Regions from separate parts of the Homo sapiens genome. Here all the other regions are linked to region 1. Evidence: chromatin contacts called from ENCODE Hi-C or POLR2A ChIA-PET data. All regions are on one chromosome and are shown on one strand. Each heading gives the region's core, a stretch centred on a gene start or an enhancer-like site at or near the end of the contact. The rest is flanking DNA. Distances are from core to core; before and after follow the strand shown. Region 1 holds the start of PRR12 (proline rich 12). Region 2 holds the start of TRPM4 (transient receptor potential cation channel subfamily M member 4). Region 3 holds the start of ZNF473CR (ZNF473 cis regulating lncRNA).

Region 1 (3,814 bases), core at 280-2,779:
AATAAGAGTGTGTCTCTGTGGTTGCTGATTTCTGTGTCTACCTGTCTGTGTGCAGCTGCCTGTCATTTGAGGCGCTTTTCTGTGTGTAAGGCTAGGCTGAAGGTGACCCTCCTTTTCTGAAGTCCACCTCCCTTCCAGCTCTGTCCCAGTGTCACCCTGAGTCTCCGTCTCCTAGATCCCCTCTCTTCCTCCCTAGTCTAGGTATCCTGTAAGTTGCCTCTGCTAACTGTACCTTTGCTGTCCCCAGGGCCGGGCTCATTAGCCCTCTGAGTCCTTTGAACCCTCTGGGCCCACCGACGCCCCTGCCTCCACCCCCACCCCCACCCCCAGGCCTCCCCACCTATGAGCAGGCGCTGGCAGCCTCTGGGGTACACGACGCACCTCCACCCCCCTACACCAGGTATGGGGCGTGGCTTCTGCCCGGGGGCGGGGCGCAGAGGGGTGGGCACGTTGGAGGAGGAACCTGGGCTCAGGGGCGGGACTTGGAATTTGGGCCTTCTTACCTGGGGCGGGGCTTGGAGTGCGGGGGCGGGGCCCCATGCAATGGTCTAGGGGCGTGGCCCAGCGTTGTATGTGTGGAGCCGTATAGGAGGGTGGGGCCTGTGCCCAGAGGGTCCTGGATTGGCTGAGACGCCAAGGGCGGTCGGAGTGGTCCTGGTTGAAGGGGGGAGAAAAACAGCCAGATCTTTGACTCCCTAGTGTGCCTTTCCTCTTGCAGCCTCAGGAGGCCTCACTGAAGAGCTGCTTTCGAGACCCGGCTCTCCGAACCGTGCCCCTGATTCATACCGGATTCCGGAAGCCGCTAGGCCTCATAGACGCCGAAGCTGGACTTGGAGTGGGGAATGGTGGGAGTAGGGGTCATCCGGCCCGAGGCCTGCCCTGGCACACGCGTTTCCGCCGCGTATGGATATACACATGTTTTCGGCAACGTGTTCCCGTGTCCTGGCCCCTCACGGGCCCCCACACTCTCCTGACCGTGAGGGCACTGGTCAGTTCCGCCCCCGTGGTAGGCAGACGCGCGGGGAAATTCGGACCCAGGAGCCCAGCCCCGGCTGTGCCATCTTGTGTATGGGCAGATATGACCTGACAGCCCCCTCCAGTGCCACAGGGTACGCACACGCAGAGCCCCGCCTGTGCACACGCGTGTCTTCGTGCACTCCCCGTGCGGTACAGGGGCACTTCGTAACCCAGGGAAAGGGCGGGGGGCATATTTGCAAGCGCGCTCGGTGCGGGCAGGCTCGCATTGCACCCAGGGAGCTGGAGTTGAGCTGTTCCCCTAAATAAAAACCCTTCGGAAAGGAGACCAAAAAAAGCAGAAATAATGCAAAAAATAATAATGAAATGAACTGCGATCCCGGGCGCATCGGAACTGGTTTTCTGTGCAAACGCGCCCTACACCCCCAGGCCCTGCTCGCGCTCAGTCTCTCTCTCACTCTCCCTTTTTTTTTTTTTTTTTTTGCATTTGCACGGGATTGTGGGAGGAAGCGGAGCGCAGCCAGACACCCCGCCGCCCGCCCCCCCTTCCCCTCCCCCCTCCCCCAGCCGCCTTGTGCAAAGATGGCTGCACCGTGAGCGCAGAGGAGGAGGAGGCGGCGGCGGCGGCGGCGAGAGAGCGAGCACCCAGCGCCTGCACCCACCCCGGGGCCGCCCGGGACGCCCCCTCCCGAGCGCGCGCCCCCCCTTTTCTCTCGCAAGCGCCGGGGCAAAGGCGGAGACAGCGGGGTCCCTCCTCCCCCCTTCCCTCCTCTAGGGGGAACCCCCCTTCCCCCTTCCTTGGCTCAGCGACTGCACCCCCTCCCTTGCCCGCCCCTCCGCCCCTGCCCCCTCCCTCCCCCGCCCGGGGCCTTCCCGGGCCTTCGGCGGCTGCAAAGAAAAAAAGAGAGAGAGAAAAGGGGGGAAAAAAAAGCAGCAGCGGAGGGAGCGGCGGCGGAGGAGAGCGCGCGCGCGCCCCCTCCCTCCCTCCCTCCCTCCCCCTCCCCCCAATTTCCACCGCGGCCAATTCATGGACAGGAACTACCCCAGCGCCGGCTTCGGGGACCCGCTCGGCGCCGGGGCGGGATGGAGTTACGAGAGGTCAGCGAAAGCTAGGTAAGGAGCTGAGGGTGGCCTAGAGAAGGGGGCCAAGGGGTGGGAGCCCAGCCGGGCCGGGCCGGGCCGGGCCGGGCCCGCCCGGCGACGCGTGCATCGCAAACTCCCCTCCGGCTTGCAAGGGAGCGGCCTTCCTCGGTTTGTAACAACGCCGCCGCCCCAGTTTGCAAATTGCAAACTCCGCCAAAGCCAGCTCCGGCATGCAAAGGGAGAATTGCAGCGGGAAAATGGGGGTGCAAAACAATTTCGGACGGGAAGGCCTTGGGAAGGTGGGAGGGACTGGCGAAGCAAGGCCTGGACTTCCCCCCATCCTTGGATTCCCGGCTTGGTGACCCCTCCCCCCCGCGCCCCAGGCACTGCTCTTGCAAAGGTGGGAAGAAGAGAAGAATTAGAACGCAGATCTGGGGGGCGCGAACCCCCTCTCAGGTCCTATTGTTCCGGGACTGTGCGAGGCCGCGCCACTAGGCGCCCCCCCAAGAATTCCGCGCGCAGAGTGGGCACGGGGCCCCGCCCCCTTCCTAAGCTGGGGTTGTGTGTGTGTAAGGGAGGGGGTCAGGCGTCTGGGACACGCCCCCTTTAATGCCCCCACCCCCAAAGGCAGAGAATCCTAGTTGATCGCAAGGAGTGGAGCGTTTGCCCTCTTGAGTCTGGCCACGGACTGGTGCCGTTGCATGGGAAGAGTCGGATGTTTCCCGGGTGTGTGTTTGTGTGTCTGAGCGTGGGCCCTGTGCGTGCGTGGCTGGCAGCGTGTTCACCTGTGAATCTGCCCCTTTCCTGTTGCTTATTGGTGTGGCGCCCTCACACTTCACCTATCCCCAGCACCTCCCCCCCAACACACCTGGATTTCCCAGCAGGGCATAACCCCAAGTGTGTCAGGATTTTCCGTGTGGGATTCCTCCGTCTATATCTTTTCTTCCCCACGGGTGAGTTGGATACCCGTTTGCACACATACCTGGCATTGCATGGGCCCATGCATTTGAACCTCAACCCCCGGGGATGGTCGGTGTTCTTGTTCACACTTGTACCTGGTACTTTCCCCAGGTCTTATTCCCTCTTCTCTCCACCCCCCAAACCGTTGCCGCTTGGGAACCGATCTTCCTCCTGCTCCCAACTTGTTCTGCACCACCCCATGAAGTTCAGGGCCTATGTGTTCCCGTGTGTCTACGGAAGAGGAGGCGTCCATGTGGACCTCTGGCGTTGGCCCCATAGCCTGTGTCGCCGGAACGGGGGCTGGGGGGGGTTTGTGGGGTCGACGGGGGAGGGCTCTCATTTGCAAATCAAGACGCTTGCTCTGCCTTGGACCCTCTTCTGTGTGTTAGTCTCGTCTCTGAGCATGCCTGTTTGTAAACGTGAGACTATCCGGGCTCTCTTTATTCGGGCTCTGGAGTGGGGGCCATTTCTGTGGCTCTTTAGTTGAGCACCCCGATTCCCTTGTGTTCTCCCCTTTAGGGCCTACGGTTCCTTAGCTTAACACCCCCCACCCCGGTCAGCTGGAAGGGTCCCCCCAACTCCCCGGGGGGTTTTCTGAGCTTCCTTCTCAGAAGGCAGCTTGGAAGAACCCCCTGACGTCTCCCCTTTCCCCCCAGCTTGGTTTATGGCAGCTCCAGGACCTCGCACCCCGAGACGGACATCTTACACCGCCAGGCCTATGCGGCCCCCCACCCACTGCAAAGCTATGCCACCAACCACCACCCGGCAGGTACGGCCCCCATCCCGCCCCGCTTTG
Region 2 (3,865 bases), core at 465-2,964, 430 kb before region 1:
TCATGACTGCCCCCACTAGGGTCTCCTTTCCTGTTCACGGGTCCTCCTCTCTCTTCAATTCTGTCATCTGCTCTCTCAGGGTCCCTGTCCCTCCTCCATGGGATTGCCTCTCCCTCTCACTCTGGGCTTCTGTCCCACTCTTATCTTAGTGTCAGTCCTCCCCCAAGTCTGTGTCCCTCTCTCTCCCCTAAATCTCTGGCCCCTCCTTTCTGAGTTCCTGCCCTTCCCCCAATTCTTTGGTTTTTGCATCCCCCTCTGCCCCTTGCCTCAGTCAAGGTGTCTCCTCCCCATCTCTGGCATCCACCTCTCTGGGTCTCTGTCCCCACTCTCTCTCAGAGTCTCTGTCCCCCTCTGTCTCAGAGTCTCTGTCCACCTCTCCCTGGGTCTCTGTCCCCCTCTCTCTGGGTCTCTGTCCCCCTCTCCCTGGGTCTCTGTCCCCCTCTCTCTGTGGATCTCTGTCCCCCTCTCTCTGGGTCTCTGTTCCCCTCTCTCTGTGGGTCTCTGTCCCCCTCTCTCTGTGGATCTCTGTCCCCCTCTCTCTGGGTCTCTGTTCCCCTCTCTCTGTGGGTCTCTGTCCCCCTCTCTCTCTGGGTCTCTGTTCCCCTCTCTCTGGGTCTCTGTCCCCCTCTCTCAGGGTCTCTGTCCCCCTCTGTCTCAGAGTCTCTGTCCCCCTCTCTCTGGGTCTCTGTCCCCTCTCCCTGGGTCTCTGTACCCCTCTCCGTGGGTCTCTGTCCCCTCTCCCTGGGTCTCTGTCCCCCCATCCCTGGGTCTCTGTCCCCCCCTCTCTGGGTCTCTGTCCCCCTCTCTCTGGGTCTCTGTCCTCCTCTCTCTCTGGGTCTCTGTTCCCCTCTCTCTGGGTCTCTGTCCCCCTCTCTCTGGGTCTCTGTCCCCGTCTCTCTGGGTCTCTGTCCCCCTCTCTCTGGGTCTCTGTCCTCCTCTCTCTCTGGGTCTCTGTTCCCCTCTCTCTGGGTCTCTGTCCCCCTCTCTCTGGGTCTCTGTCCCCGTCTCTCTGGGTCTCTGTCCCCCTCTCTCTGGGTCTCTGTCCCCCTCTCTCTGGGTCTCTGTCCCCTCTCCCTGGGTCTCTGTCCCCCTCTCCGTGGGTCTCTGTCCCCTCTCCCTGGGTCTCTGTCCCCCCCTCCCTGGGTCTCTGTCCCCCCCTCTCTGGGTCTCTGTCCCCCCCTCTCTGGGTCTCTGTCCTCCTCTCCCTGGGTCTCTGTCCCCCTCTCTCTGTGGGTCTCTGTCCCACTCTCTCTGGGTCTCTGTCCCACTCTCTCTGGGTCTCTGTCCCCTCTCCCTGGGTCTCTGTCCCCCTCTCTCTGTGGGTCTCTGTCCCCCTCTCTCTCTGTCTATCCCTGGGTCCCTGCTGCCCCACCTTCTGATTCTCTGTCCCCTAAGTCTTTGTCTCCCCCTCTTTGGGTTAAATTGTCCCCTCCCTGTCTGGCATCCTCCTTTCTGAGTCTGTTCCCTCTCCGCCACTGGCCCCCAACTCCTTCTGTTCCCATCTCGCGCTTGCCCTTGGAGTCTCCCCTGTGTGTCTCTCTCCCCCCGGCCCGGACCTCTGCACCCCCCAGGTCGCTGTCCCTCTGTCCCCTTATCGCGGCCTGGGACCCGCCCTCTCCCCGCCTCCCGCTTTGGCGTCTCCAAGACTCCCCGCCCCCCAGACCTCGCCCCGCCCCAGGCTAGGCTGGAAAGTGGAGGATCCGGTTTGCTCTGGGCGGGTCTGGAAGCAGAGCCGGCGGAGGGAGCGCCGGGGCCCTGGGCTGCAGGAGGTTGCGGCGGCCGCGGCAGCATGGTGGTGCCGGAGAAGGAGCAGGTGAGCGCCGGACCAGGGTCTGCGGGAGCGCGGAGCTGGGGACCTCGCCTCCAGGCTCCCAGAGAGGAGGGCGCTGGACACCCAGATTCCTGGGTCAGACGGAGGAGGGGGATGGGAGGGTCCAGGTTCCAGGGTCCAGGGCATGGGGGTCGAGACTCCTGAGTCTGGAGCGGGAGGGCGCTGGGGGCCCGGACTCCTGTGTCCGTGGGGAGCGCACGGGGTGGGTGGCTCTGTGTCCCATAGGACAGAACTGGGTGCCCTCTCACCCCACTTCCACCCCTACATTTGTTCCTGTCCCCAGAGCTGGATCCCCAAGATCTTCAAGAAGAAGACCTGCACGACGTTCATAGTTGACTCCACAGATCCGGGGTGAGGAGTTCGCCCCTGGACTGACCCCAGAGGGTCCGCGGCCCGCTGACCCCGCCCGCGGATGGTCACGCCCCAGCCCTGCTCCTTCCCCATTCCTGGACTCGGGGACCTTCCCAAGGGCGTTCCTTGCCGACGCTCTCCCTCTAGGAGCGTTTGGGTCTGTGTAGACACCCCTCATTCCCCATTCGCCATTCTCCCGCTCAGGGTCAGTGTAGACGCTCCAGGGCTCGGTTCTGCTTCTTTCCTCCCCGATGTCTCTTCTATGTGCTTCTGTCTCTTCGTGTCACTTTCTGTGTCTCTGTCTTTCCCTTTTGGGTATTTCTGTTTCATTCATTCATTCATTCATTCATTCATTCATTCATCCATCCATGCAAGAAACCCTCACTCAGCGCTCCCAAGGTCCCTTTAGCCTAATTCAACGGCCCTGCCAGGGTTCCAATTTCCCCTGGGACACGTGCTGTGTGGCTTCGGGCAAATCATTTCACCTCTCTGGGTCCCGTTTCTCATCTGGGCATCAAAAGAGGCTTGATCTCCTGGGGTTATTATGAGAATTAAACAAGTTAATGCTTGTGATATTCCTGGCACAGCGCCCAGCACAGGACGCTGGGAAATATCTGCAGCTCCCACTGGGAGGTGGCAATTATTACCGCGGGCGGGCCCTGTCTTGGTGGCCGGGGACACCAATTGAGCTAGATAGGGTGTGTGCGTCCGCGAGGAGCTCCCGCCCTTCAGTGACGGCCTCTCAAGCGGATCCAGGCTTTCTAGTTTTTTTTTTTTTTTTTTTTTTTTTGAGACGGTGTCTCGCTCTGTCCCCCAGGCTGGAGTGCAGTGGCGCGATCTCGGCTCACTGCAAGCTCCGCCTCCCGGGTTCACGCCGTTTTCCTGCCTCAGCCTCCCGAGTAGCTGGGACTACAGGCGCCCGCCACCACGCCCGGCTAATTTTTTGTATTTTAGTAGAGACGGGGTTTCACCGTGTTGGCCAGGATGATCTCGATCTCCTGACCTTGTGATCCGCCCGCCTCAGCCCCTCAAAGTACTGGGATTACAGGCGTGAGCCATCGCGCTGGGCCAATTTTTTGTATTTTTTTTTTAGTAGAGACGGGGTTGCACCGTGTTAGCCAGATGGTCTCGATCTCCTGACCTCATGATCCGCCGGCCTCGGCCTCCCAAAGCGCTAGGATTACAGGTGTGAGCCACCGCACCTGGCCCAGGCTTTCTAGTTTTTTGTTTTTTGTTTTTTTGAGACAGAGTCTGGCTCTGTCGCCCAGGCTGGAGTGCAGTGTTGCGATATCAGCTCACTGCAACATCCACCTCCTGGGTTCAAGCAGTTCTCATGCCTCAGCCTCCCTAGTAGCTGGGATTACAGGTGCCTACCACCATGCCCAGCTAATTTTTTGTATTTTAGTAGAGACGGGATTTCACCCTGTTGCCCAGGTTGGTCTTGAACTCTTGATCTCAGGCAATGCACCTGCCTTGGCTTTCCAAAGTACTGGGATTACAGGTGTGAGCCACCGCGCCCAGCCCTCTAGTTGTTTTTCAAGACAGTTTTTGGGGTGCGGGAAGTATCCACATTCCTACTTCAGTGTGTATTTTGTTATGACTATATATTAGTGCAGTATGGCTTGTAAATGATGGATAAATAAACAGATATGCGCTTGTTGGACGTGAGTGCTCAAAACCTTT
Region 3 (3,631 bases), core at 962-3,461, 460 kb after region 1:
AATGGTGAGGGAGTGAGTGCTCTGCACCCTTGGGCTTTTCAACTCTTGCACCTGGAGTTCTGCTGGTTAAGTTTGTTAAACTTAGTTGAAACTGGGAACCTGTTGGCTAACCATTGGGGCCTTACACTGTTTTTCAAATGGTTGCAACATTTAACTTCTCGCACATGGTTCCCGTCCTCTGGAGCTCTGTCTTGTCGGGGAGATGGGCATGTTGTATACCAAAAGAGTGTACAAAGTGTTGCAGGGCTGTGACACAATAGGGACTCTATGGAAAACTGGCAGCCATTGGGTGTGGGGGCAGTCTGTAAATCAGTCACCTGTGTTGCTGCAGGCCAAGGTAGAAACGCCCTCCGTGTGTGCATATTTGTTGGTTCTCTGATTAAAGTTTTGAGTCTAAAAGCATTGGTTCCTTCTCTCAGCCTGCTGCCATGCAGCCACGCATCAGTCCCTGCCTGCCAGGCCTCACGTCTTTGCTGGGGAGGGCTTCTGGTGGCGATCAGTAAGAGGGAGCAGCTCAGTTTTCCCACTGTCTGGGCGGGGCATGCGCCACTGAGGAGGCACACAAGTTCAGCTGGTCCTCAGATGCATCATCAAACAACACTTTTCAGTCTGTGTGTGGGCCTAAGTAACCAAGGAGAGAGCACAGGCAGCCTGCAGTTCACTCTTCACAGACATGTCAGGCCCCAGGCTTGGGGAGTGTTTCTAATTAGCATCCAGTAATACATATAACTTTGTTTATACTTTAATTTTTGTCCCCACCTTTTTCCTTTAGTGACAAGTGACAAGAGATACTAGTTCCTGCTCATGGTAGTAATAGAAAGTTTTTTTTTTTTATAAACTGAGCTGATAGGGCCGAGTGTGGTGGTTCATGCCTGTAATCCCAGCACTTTGGGAGGCCTAGGTGGGAAGATGACTTGAGCCCAGGAGTTCGAGACCAGCCTCAACAACGTGATGAAACCCTGTCTCTACGAAAGAAATATGCAAATTAGCTGGGTAGTGGCCACTGATCACTTAAAAATGATTAAAATGGCAAATTTTATGTATATTTTTACAATTTAAAAACATTTAAAGTTTAAATTTAGATAAAAGTTTAAGTTTAGATAAATTTAAAACATTTTAAAGTTTGTGTGGTAGGCTGGGTGTGGTGGCTCATGCCTGTAATCCCAGCACTTTGGGAGGCTGAGGTGGGTGGATTGCTTGAGCTCAGGAGTTTGAGACCAGCCTGGGCAGCATGGTGAAATCCTGTGTCTACAAAGAATACAAACAGCCGGGTGTGGTGGTACACGCCTGCAGTCAAGCTACTAGGGAGGCTGAAGTGGGAGAATCGTGAGCCTGGGAGGTTGAGGCTACAGTAGGCTGTGATCATGCCACTGCACTCCAGCTTGGGCGACAGAACAAGACCCTGTCTCTGAATAAAGGAAAAAGATGTGATTGGAAAAAGAAATGAGCTACAGGAGCCTAAACCAAGCAAGGCTAAGATGGCAAAACCCAACACCTCTGAGGCTGATGCAAAGACAAGCTCAAACGAGGTCAAGGTATAAAGCAGCAGCAAAGTCTTCTCTAGGGCCAAGGTCTCCCCCAACATTTCAGAGATGGGGACCCCTTGTCGGAACTGATACCCCAGCTAAATTCCAGCTTGACTTCTGGAAGGGCTGGAGACTAAGGTCAGTCAGGGTGATCAGCCCTGTCAACATAACCAACCCCATAACCCTGGGTACCACGGCGTGGGTGAGCTTCTCTGGCAACACTTTGTGTGCGGTCACACATCATTGCTGAGTGCGTTAAATGCTTTCCATATGACTTTACTGGCAGAGGACACCTGGAAGCTCACGCTTGGTCTCTCCTAGACTCCATCCTATGCACCTTTTCCCATTGCTGGTTTTAATCTCTATTCTTTAGCTGTAGTAAATGCAATCAAGTATAACAGCTTTGCTGAGTTTTGTGAGCCCTTCTAATGAATTACTGAACTTAAGGGTCCACTGCCCTCTCTGAGCCTCAGTTTCTTCAGTGGACTCAAGAATGATACTCAGTGTAAGGATTCTCAAAACGAGCATCAGCAGGTTCCGCCCACGCCGGCCTCCTGGGTTCAGTTCTCTAATAACCACCTCCCTTCCCCGCCTACTCCAGCCAATCCTTGTGCTGACTCGGCTCCTGGCCACGCCCTAACCCCACCCCCGCTGCCTCTAAACCCGTCCCCACCCCTGCAGCCTCACAGGCTGCCGTCAGATTCTCAAGCCCCTATTCCTCTCGGTGGCCTAAATCCCCAACTGCTCGGGGCCACTTTTCAGGCCAAAATGGGCCCAAAATGGGGAGGGCAAGTGATGAATGTCACTAGACAGTGGGGCCCTCAAGGACCTGGCAAATGGGGGCTTGGACCTCGGATCGGCCTCCCACGCGAAGCTTGCTCCCCACCAGCATCCCCACGTTGGTGGCGACGCTGCCCCGGCCCCACGGATACTTCCGCGCCTGTCAGACTCCCTGATGAACTACCCTTCCCAGAGTACCGCGGGAGCTCGGGCTCCTGAGGGCGACGGTCCTCTGATGGCAGATGCGGGAGAAACTCTGGCGTCAGGCGGCCCTCGCGTGGAGCACACGAAGTCGTGGCTTATTCTGGCTTCAGTATGTGGGGTGGAGAAGGCGATCCACGCAGCTGCGTCTATTTCCTGTGGATCAATCGCAAAATACGTTCTGTAAGCCCCGCCCCCACTGCGTGCGGGCGGCTTTTGTCTCCACGGCAACCGTCAACTCTGGAAACGCCTGTCTTTCTCCATGGCAACTGTCTACGCCGCAGGCTGGAGCTGCCCATTACCGGAGCCCGTAAGCAGTATGGGTGCTGGACAAACAGCGTGATCGGGTCGTAAAACTTGGTGGAAAACGAATATTAGAGCACAAGGAAGGAAAAACCGGGCTGGGTGGGACTGAAATAGTTGATGTGAGGGAAGATTTCTCAAAGGGAGACTATTTTTTTATTGTTTGTTTGTTTTTTACTTTTATTTTTTCAAGACGGGGTCTCGCTCTGTTGCCCAGGCTGGAGCACAGTGGCACGATCTCGGCTCACTGCAACCTCCGCCTTCCGGGTTCAAGCGATTCTCCTGCCTCAGCCTCCCGAGTGGCTGGGATTACAGGCGCCCGCCACCATGCCTGGATAATCTTTTGTATTTTTAGTAGTGTGAAAAATGGGAAAGTTATTCTTCAAAGATTATAAAAAGTCACAATTTCTTAGTATAAGATTGCTATCCACTATTATATATTCCAAATCAGCTGTCCTAGCTTGCTCCGGCATGCCTGGACAGAACTAGACAAGCCCCAGGACATAGTGCATAGTTAAGGAAGCATCCTTAACTATCCCCTGGGCAACTTCCTTTTCTTTGTTCTGTTCCCCTTACCCAGTTAAAAAAGTTTTAAACTAATAGCCAATCGGGTAAAGTGTAAAATGTGAGGTCCTATTCCAGCCAATGGAAACTGGACACAGCAGTAGGGTAGACACATCAGGTTATAATAACTCTGTCTCCTTAGTTTGGCGGGGTCTCGTGGCTGGACAGCTATTGAGTAGCACCCTTTCTGCAGGAAGTAAAGCTCACCTTGCTGAGAGATCATTTGTTCCCGCATTAATTCTTTTTTTTTTTTTTTT

The links. A loop is a pair of places that touch in the nucleus more often than their neighbours do. ChIA-PET counts read pairs that join two places held with the same protein, here RNA polymerase II (POLR2A). Pooled maps may share reads with other maps.
Region 2: a loop to region 1 is called in a map of K562, with 10 times the contacts of the local background. The contact joins the promoter of TRPM4 here to the promoter of PRR12 in region 1. A Hi-C loop is called at or near these places in 1 of 168 maps with a recorded cell type or tissue (K562) and 3 of 50 pooled maps. POLR2A ChIA-PET finds 5 or more read pairs at or near these places in 4 of 52 experiments (CD4-positive, alpha-beta T cell, WTC11 and activated T-cell).
Region 3: a pooled map shows a loop between it and region 1 (6-fold over the local background). The contact joins the promoter of ZNF473CR here to the promoter of PRR12 in region 1. A Hi-C loop is called at or near these places in 1 of 50 pooled maps. POLR2A ChIA-PET finds 5 or more read pairs at or near these places in 3 of 52 experiments (K562, PC-9 and activated B cell).

Annotation. Positions count from the first base shown.
Region 1 is chr19:49,589,653-49,593,466 of GRCh38, forward strand. PRR12 (proline rich 12) reads left to right here and starts at 1,530. Exons shown (of 14, transcript NM_020719.3): 1 at 1,530-2,088; 2 at 3,675-3,787. The coding sequence starts at 2,003. It overlaps PRRG2 (proline rich and Gla domain 2), which reads left to right. Exons shown (of 7, transcript NM_000951.3): 6 at 248-400; 7 at 719-1,352. The coding sequence ends at 737. RefSeq lists silencers at 349-448, 459-618, 1,479-1,808, 1,969-2,218, 3,779-3,814 and enhancers at 2,202-2,701, 3,189-3,268.
Region 2 is chr19:49,156,078-49,159,942 of GRCh38, forward strand. It overlaps TRPM4 (transient receptor potential cation channel subfamily M member 4), which reads left to right and starts at 1,715. Exons shown (of 25, transcript NM_017636.4): 1 at 1,715-1,813; 2 at 2,115-2,182. The coding sequence starts at 1,790. RefSeq lists an enhancer at 1,449-2,070 and a silencer at 2,754-2,940.
Region 3 is chr19:50,048,378-50,052,008 of GRCh38, forward strand. ZNF473CR (ZNF473 cis regulating lncRNA) reads left to right here and starts at 2,212. Exons shown (of 5, transcript NR_138096.1): 1 at 2,212-2,817. ZNF473 (zinc finger protein 473) reads left to right here. Exons shown (of 5, transcript NM_015428.4): 5 at 1-399. RefSeq lists enhancers at 2,258-2,467, 2,499-3,179.